Linked DNA regions of Homo sapiens: region 1 is linked to region 2. A link is an interaction called in ENCODE POLR2A ChIA-PET data of the cell type or tissue named here. Cell type or tissue: GM12878. All regions are shown on one strand. Links, peaks and the distances in the headings refer to the core of each region. The heading gives the core; the rest is flanking DNA.

Evidence for each region. ChIA-PET counts read pairs that join two places held together with the same protein. Peaks named below come from ENCODE experiments on the same cell type or tissue, not always from the same donor. Only the 100,000 strongest peaks of a DNase experiment are listed, where the experiment ranks them.
Region 1: POLR2A ChIA-PET joins it to region 2 with 5 read pairs; 3 of 35 experiments call an interaction of 5 or more read pairs at or near these places.

The regions. Positions count from the first base shown.
Region 1 is chr5:58,296,508-58,300,912 of GRCh38, forward strand. No RefSeq gene overlaps it. Among named protein-coding and RNA genes, the nearest start is that of PLK2, 160 kb to the right of the region's middle. RefSeq lists a silencer at 3,422-3,622. In GM12878, for the core only: no CTCF peak of the experiment used is centred there; no DNase peak of the experiment used is centred there.
Region 2 is chr5:58,360,273-58,364,677 of GRCh38, forward strand. No RefSeq gene overlaps it. Among named protein-coding and RNA genes, the nearest start is that of PLK2, 98 kb to the right of the region's middle. In GM12878, for the core only: no CTCF peak of the experiment used is centred there; a DNase peak (open chromatin) is centred at 2,151.

The sequences.
Region 1 (4,405 bases), core at 194-4,193, 64 kb before region 2:
CCCGGGAGGCGGTGCTTGCAGTGAGATTGCGCCACCGCAGTCCAGCCTGGCGACAGAGCGAGACTCCGTTTCAAAATAAAATATAAAATAAAATAAATAAAATAAAATAAAATAAACTCCCAAGTCTCACCCTAGATCTTCCAAAATAGCATTAGTATTCAGTTGCTTGTGGGTGATGGAGATGTGACAACTGGCATCTATACTTTTGAAGGTTCCACAACAACACTGATCCACTCGTAGGGTCGTTAATTGCTAAAGACGCAAACTAGTCAAACGCTTTAACAGCAAATTCAAAGGGTCCACTACTACAGTCATTTCTTGATTGCTTCTCTCTCTCCAAGTGGGTCATCAGTTACAATCAGGAATTTTTTGGTCAGGGCAATATTTCGATGGAATCTATGTTTGGAGTCTTGTTGTTTGACCTATTTTTGCCAGATCATGAAATGCAATTTAACTAAATATTTTGTCTAAGAACTAATGTGAGTTTTTATGTGTATTTGTTTTTGTTTTTGTAGAGACTGTGTCTCACTGTGTTAATCAGGCTGGTCTCAAACTCATGGGCTCAAGCGATCCTCTCGCCTCAGCCTCTCAAAGTGCTAGGATTACAGGCATGAGCCACTGAACCCAGTCCCTAATGTGGTACTTAAAATATTTCTTGTTTCATCTCATTGTGCATTACAGTTTGCACAGAAAATGGGAACATAGTTAAAAGAAAAACCTTTTTCAATTATTGGAAATAGCAGCGAAACACCCTGCATTTATTCCATTTCACTTCTAACACAGGGGTTATCCCAAAAATGCAGTTCCAAGTGAAGGCAAACATAAATTCATAAATAAAATACTTGAACAGGGATAAAAGTAATCCAGTTATCATGGGCTACCACCTCCCCCTCCACCAAGTGTACATCATTTGCTTCAAATTAAGACCTCTCCAGAGGGCTGAAGACATAGTCAAAATGATGAGAGAAAAGTATAATGAACAACAGGAAATTGGGAATTTCCTAATATTGGAATGAGATAAATGACAGAGAAGCTGCCTCTAATTCACAGTTTAACACACACCCTGATGTCTGCACCTTGATTTTGGGACTCAGAGTGACCCTGCATTAATATGTTTCTTATCTCTTTCAAACAACTTGCTGGAGCATCTTTCCAGGGATATAATTGTGTTAGAGGAAAGAAAGTTTTTAAAACAATAATTCTTCTTTTACATTGACCTTTAAGATAGCCAGAATTTTCTACCTCATCATTGTTAACCTCCCTACATAATAAAATAAGGTCTGAAATCTGCTTACTCTTAAAAAAAATAGTTATCACTAATACAGCATGTACTTTGGTTGAACTTAAGAGTCAGTATATGCCATTAGTACTCAAGTTAAAAAAAAAAAAAGAAAACAATAATCAAATTTCCCTCTAATCTTGGATGGCAGCCTTCTGGAAGATTACTTGCATTAATTCAAAATTTTACTGGGGCAGTATCAAAAAAGCACCATGGTGTCTCCAGTGGAATACCACCATAACTGAAAAGCATAACATTAGACAAAATAACTGCCTGCATATGTATGTGAGTACAGCAGTACCTTCATAGGCAGTTGAATATATAACCACAGGATCATTCAGGGTTTGTGCCAACCGAAAAGTCTTTCCTGGTGATTTGCTGTCTTTCCATTGTAATCCTCCTATTTCTCCATTCCTTTCTAAATGAAAGAAGAGGGAGGAGTGGTGGGCCAGACCAGGTGGAATTCCACCTTCTAACTGCCTGCTCCCAGCTTCCTTGCTGTCCATCTAAGATTAGCTGACCAGTTTTCCTTCAAACATGGCCAACTCTAGCCATCTCACTGAAGAAACTTGATTGGCTCTGTCCAGATCTACAGATGGCTGAGGCAGTAGAAAAAGATATTTATTTAAAAGAATTTTTAAATAATACAGATAATATGGAGTAGATGCTATTGTATATAATTTATATATATATAATGGAGGAAGTATGATAGAGGGGAAAGAGAACACACATCAGAGTTTCAGCGTAAAGAAGGTATACCTAGGTTCAAATCTTGCTATGCCACCTACTAGGAGGTCATTATCTGTAAGCTGTGGTTTCTAATATTTACCTTAGAGAGGTATTGGGAGAACAAGAAGGGTTACACATATAGCTGAAGAAATGGCAGTTACTACTACTGCCACTACTACCACTACTACTACTATTACTATTACTACTACTACTACTGGTGAGGATGATGATAATTGAACAATGTCACAAAGCACACTGGGTTTTTATCCCATTACCTCATTCCCTTGCTAGGTTTTTATTCCATTACCTCAAGCTCTGAGTGTAAGTAGCAGACTTTGCTCTGTACTATCACTCTGGGGCATTTGCCATCTGCAGCTCAACCAAAGATGGCTGTCATCACCATAAAGATGTATTGTTCATAAAGCAAGAAAACTTTGCATTATTTCAAAAAACACCATACTTCTTCAGTCATCAAAGTACAGGTTCATACCAAAAGAGCCTCATTCCATACTTTCTTGAATTTCTTTAATGAGATTGTTTCTAAAATTCGCTCAATTTAAAATTTACTTCAAAATAGCTTTTAAATATTCCTGTCAAATTAACTTAAATGCAATTTTTTTCTTTAACAATTAAGCAGTTGAGTCATATCCCTCTGGGAAATATATTCCAATCTCTAAAACTTATATTTTTAGCTCATCTTTTTTTTTTTTTTTTTGCTTTTCTTACATAATGAAGTGTAGTCATTATCTTTTCCATTTTGCTTATTTGAAAATAACTAACCTTGAGTATTTGAATAAAATATATTTTGACCTTAAAAAACACACACACACATTTCCATGGATGTCTCAAATCAGTACATGTGCTCCTTAAGGAACTGCTTCCCTTGCATGCCTTAAGTAAGAGCTTTAGCATAAGAAGCTGAGTGTACCAGGGCTGGCAGCCCAGGAGGTATGGAACCATTGCTGCAAACACCCACAGAGATAGCATCAGGCTGCAGGCAAATTGTAATCAGGCAAAGAGTGTTTTCTTCTATATTTGTCTCCTTAAAACCATGAAGATCAGCTTTAAAATGCAGTTCTCTATAAAAAGGAAAAAAACAAAAACAAAAAAAGACAAAACAACAACAAACAAATAAAATGCAGTTATCCTAAGATTCATTTTTCATATGATATTTATTTAATCACCTAATACTTCGGTTTGATGTCTCACTGCATAGCAAACACATTCTTCTATACCCATCAGCTTGTGTTGCTAAAGAAAATTATGATTTGTGAGAAATATATCCTGGAACCACAAGTCTAGGGATGTCAGTTTAATCTCTTATATATATATACATTTTAATAGAGACAAGGTCTCTGTATGTTGCCCAGGGTGGTATTGAACCCCTGAGCTCAAGTGATTCTCCTGTCTCAGCCTCTCAAAGTGCAGGGATTACAGGTGTGAGCCATTGCCCTGGGCTGAGTCTATGTTTTTTACCCAAAGACATCAGTGTTTATCTAAAGTGTCTGGGTTATCCTAGGGACCACAAGGTGTCTCCGGAAGTCACCCTCAGAGCCTTACATTCCTTCCCAACCCCCTTCCACATAGAAGGAAAAATAGGCAACAGCAGCACTCTTCCTTATCTGGTAAAACTACTGCTCAAATGCAGAGGGAAAAATATCACTCAACTTGTCTGTAAGAGCAAGTTAACTACTGAAAAATAAAAGGGGAAATTAAAGTGAATTTCAAAATAAAAGAATATATAGTTGCCTCTCAATGGAAAGGGAAATTAGGACATGTAGTTTGACAGAAACAACATTGATTCCCTTCATCTAAGTTAATTAATCTGTAAAAGTAAAAAGAAAGGTTTAATGGACTAAATGTTTGTGTCTCTCCAAAAATTCATGTGTGGCAACCCTAATCCTGATGTGGTGGTATTTGGAGGTGGGGCCTTTGAGAGATAATTGGGTCATGAGGGTGGAACCTTCATGAACGGGATTAGTGCCTATATAAGAAGAGGCCAGAAAGCCAGTTTGCTCTCTTTCTGCCCTGTGAGAATACAATGAGAAGATGCAAGAACATGGAAGAACTCAACCTTGCTGGCACCCTCATCTTACACATCTTAGACTTCCAACCTCTAGGACTGTGAGGAATAAACTTCTACTATTTATAAGCAGCATGTGGCACTTTGTTAAGGCAGCTGAACCAAGACAGATGGCAACACCCACAGTGAGCTAATGAAAAAAAGGAACCTAAGCAAAAACTATTAAGGGAGAAAAGCAGAGCCAGAACATGAATGATCAGGCTACAGAAACACCTTCTAGGGCTACAAGGGTTATTCAAATGGACAGTGCTGAGCAAGGGAGAAAGTTTATACTTATTCCATATCTACATATATCGGGTACAAATCTGTGTATT
Region 2 (4,405 bases), core at 239-4,238:
TATGGTTTCCTTTCAACTTGACCATAAACTTCTTCCAGCCCTTCATGGGGCTGCTGCTTTCGCTGTCTACACCCAGTCTTTCACTCCAGTCCACTCTCAGGCAATGGCTGAATAACTTATCAGTTTTATAAGAGCAAGATCCTTCATTTCATTTTTGCACTTAATTTTTATTTCACTTTTAGAATCAAAGATACTGTTGCATTCATTTTAATCCTGCTCGGATGTGCACACTCTTCAACTCCATCAGTGCACACACACATGCCCCACCCAGTCTCTGAAAGTGCATACTGTCTCAGAGGTGCCTTTTCTCGAGATGGGGTAGGATATTAAGAAGCAGGTTAGAACATCATGACGCATGGAACATTTTTAATCTAAGGTGAATGCTCTTGACATATTCAGACCTAATCTATTTCAGTAACTTCATGGTATGCAGGAGCAGTTAAGTTCCAGAGTGACAGATGTCATATGATTGCTTAAAGAGATAATTGATTTTAAATAGGTGGCCACTTTTTTATTTTTGGTGGCACTGAGTTGGCTCCTCTTAAAACATCCAGATAATACTTGGTGAGCATCACAAGGAGCCGAGAGGTCTGTACTAGTATCGGCTCCATTGCATGAAAAGGACTCATTAGAAATAGAAATGTGGGGGAGTGCCTCCTTATCCTCACTGTCCCTGAGCTGTCCTGCCCAGCAGGTGCCACCTCCTACTCAATTGCAAACAAGGAGCTCACAATAGTTCTCCAGCAGCAACTCTGTTGTCATAATCACCAAGAGATCATTGGAGCCCAGCAGCCCAAATGCCATTCTAAATTTGTAAAAGGCTCAGGTATACATCAGGTGGAGGTGATCCTGCAAAACTCAGCACATAGGCTCTGTAAACATGGGATGGGGGAAGCTCCAGATGTAACTAATAAAAATTGGCTGTGCAGAATCCCTCAAGGATGATGAGAACCTCATTGATGTAATCATTTGGGAGAGAGACAGGGTAATGATCCTGAGCAGATTTATCCATTCTCTTGATTAATCAGCTCACAAGGCTGTTATATTCTTCATAATATCCCTAGACCCATGCATCACTCCTTTTTATCTTTCATAAACTGTTAGTTGTTACTGTGTTTTAATACACTGTTTTAAAACCGATTCGGCTACCTTATAGAGTCAGATACTACCAACCAGTGTCACAGACAAGCTTCTTAAACATTAATGTGTGCGTTTACTTAAAATTATTCAGAGTTCCATAAAGCGGGATGAAAACAACCAGAGTATGTGTGAAGAGTTGTTTTGGTAACTTGCTTACTCTGTCACTATGACAAATTTTGCCATTTGGCCATTTTAGGGGCTTTTATTCTCTGTGCACAATTAACCAGCCAACTACCTTACTGTATTTTCTTGATTTATGGGGATATTTTGTCAATATTTTAATAATTTTGAAATCAGGGCTGGGCGTGGTGGCTCATGCCTGTAATCCCAGCACTTTGGGAGGCCGAGGTGGACGGATCACGAGGTCAGGAAATCGAGACCACCCTGGCTAACACAGTGAAATCCCGTCTCTACTAAAAATACAAAAAATTAGCCGGGCATGGTGGCGGGCGCCTGTAGTCCCAGCTACTCGGGAGGCTGAGGCAGGAGAATGGTGTGAACCCGGGAGGTGGAGCTTGCAGTGAGCTGAGATCGTGCCACTGCACTCCAGCCTGGGCGACAGAGCGAGACTCCGTCTCAAAAAAAAAAAAAGAAATCAAGTGTTTATTATATAATTAAATAAAAAGCAATTTGTCAGCTCCAAAACCATAAGTTATGCTTTGTGGTAACTGCCTGAATACATGCAAATTTAACTGTGTATAAAGGTATCAGACCATGTATTATCACCTCTATTGAGATATTTGTAATTGCAGTACCACCTGTGGTTGAATTTTAATCAAAATTGTGATTCCCTAATTTCCATTTGAAATGCCTTAAAAATTAGTATAATCTAGCAGAAAAATGAGAAGTTATTAAGCACATTAGGTTGTCGTCTGCCAGGCAGTGCGAAAACAAGTAGTGGAAATCACCAGTCACTCAAAATAGAGCACAGAATTTCCAAAGCTTGGCAAGGGTGATAGGACACATTCAAATGCTGGTTAGGATTATCATCAAGGGATTTTTCAGTGCCAGTGGTTTCTGACTGAAGTTAAAGAGAAGCTGTTTAAAATACCAGAATTGTATGTCAGTTAAACAACACCAACCAACCAACAAGTTCAAAAAAATAGGAAAAGCGAGTAAAAGCACATGTAGCCAAATGTTCATACTTAAATTCTAATGAGGCTAAGAACTTCAAGATTATGAACACAGGTTATAGTAAGTATAGAGTAAGTTTTAAAAGTGTCTTAAAATTAATGATGTATCTTAAAGTCCTATAAATAGGAATAGGAGAATGGAGTGAGAGTTCATTCATAACGCCTTGTTTGATAATGGTGGTGAAAATGAAAAGATTATAATCTCACTTTTAGTTTGGTATCCAAGATGAGCTGCTAATGTATTCTTTAGGGCAGGAATGACAATATACTTCTTCTACTCCATATTTCATCTTTCTACATACATCTCAGTTGAGCTAACTGATCTCAAATTCCAGTAAAGATCCTTCATAGAGTTTCAGTGATGGCCCAGGGTTTGGTTAAGTAAGCAGAAGAAAATAAGGGCATCCTACATGTCCCATTCTTCTGTTGTCCTGAGTCTTTGACCAAACAACTAGAACAATTCATAGGCATAGATTTTGTTTTTTAAAAAAATAATTTATGCCTTTGTGGAGGAGAATATGTGATCCTCTGCCACCCCTCCCATTTAAAATGCATATCTGAATGACTGACGTATGTCTCCCAGCCCATTTGCTCATACATGGGGAAATCTACAGTCTCAATTTTCTAGGGGCAGTCCCAGAATGTGTCTGTTTCCAGGTGTCTATTCTATTTTGGCATTTTCTCAGACAAAAGCTTCCCTGATTGAATAATGAATTATATGATGACTCTATTCATACATAATATCTAAGTAAACTAAAGAATTTTTAAAAATTAATCTTCAGCAGACACATGCCAATTCACTCAAATTCCTTATGTGGAGTCAACCAATTGCCCAGAGAAAATCTTAGATACAAATCTTACATATCAACATTGCTTTCAAAGCAAAGGACATAAATACAAAACACTTAAATATTTCCAAAGCTTGGTCAAACTTTTGGTGATGAAATGTATACTTAGTTGCATGTTGTATGGAATTCAATTTAGTAGACAAGGTCAATTTCCATGAATCATTATCCAGATGCTCATTTCTTACAGCACTCAAAGGGTTCAGCCTTAACCTGACTGGGTGTGTATAAGACCAAGAACGCAAAGCAAGCCGGGATACCGAAGGTGGTGTAATCCAGCCTCACTCACTCCTTTAGATGACGCATGCATTGTTGAAAAAAGGCAACAATAGAGTGCAAATCTGTCATGTTCCTGCCTAAGGACACTAAATAAACAGCAATCGCAAGGCCCCAATACCGCTATTCCTTATAAAGAGGATATGCTTTCTTCTACATAAAACTATTAAAACAAAATACTCTCCTATCAACAGTAATATCAGCAAGGTATCTTGTTGTACATGAATCCATTTCTAAACAGAAACTCTTATCTGGAGCAACTAGTGTTGCTCTAATCTAGATTACTCTGTATGGAAGAGAGGAAGAGAAGAGCAAAGGCCTCACATTGTTCCATGGATTTCATTTATCTTAGTGATATCATCACTTTGCTGGCAATCATTTCTCTCGGCACAAAATTAAATTTTAGTAACGCATTTCTGTCTTTTGTCACTGAGGTAATTTCATTTGCATGCACTTGCTCTTTTCCTGATTCACATAGCTTTGTTTTATCAATGAGTTTGGGTGGGTAATTGTTTGTTTCAGAATTTTTCTCCTACCTTTTATCCCATCACCACCTATGATAACTAGAACTTAAAAATTGTACGTTACTGGCAAATCGTAGACATGCTGATTTTGTTTAAGTGGGTAGCTGGTGTTTGAAGAACGCAAGTTCACTCACTACTCCCTTCCCTCTAGAGAAAAAGCTGAGTTGCATGCAAACAGAGCCAAACCTCCAACCTCTCACCCTTTCTCAGTTCCAGATCCTTCAGATTGACTTTTGCTCCTTGCCCAGATCAGTACATGGGCCCTCTGAGCAGGATTGGAAAGACGTAGACAGGACAAGGATAGGCAATTCTGCACTAACGTGCCTCAGAATTTTGGCCTCTCCCTCTCCCACCCTGTCCCCACCCTTCACATCCCCACCCTTCACATCCCCCACCCTTCACATATATAACCCCACCCTTCACATCCACCCTGGCTTGGCATTTTTAATGTCTGTGGGATTTTCCATTGCTCATACGGCTGATACAG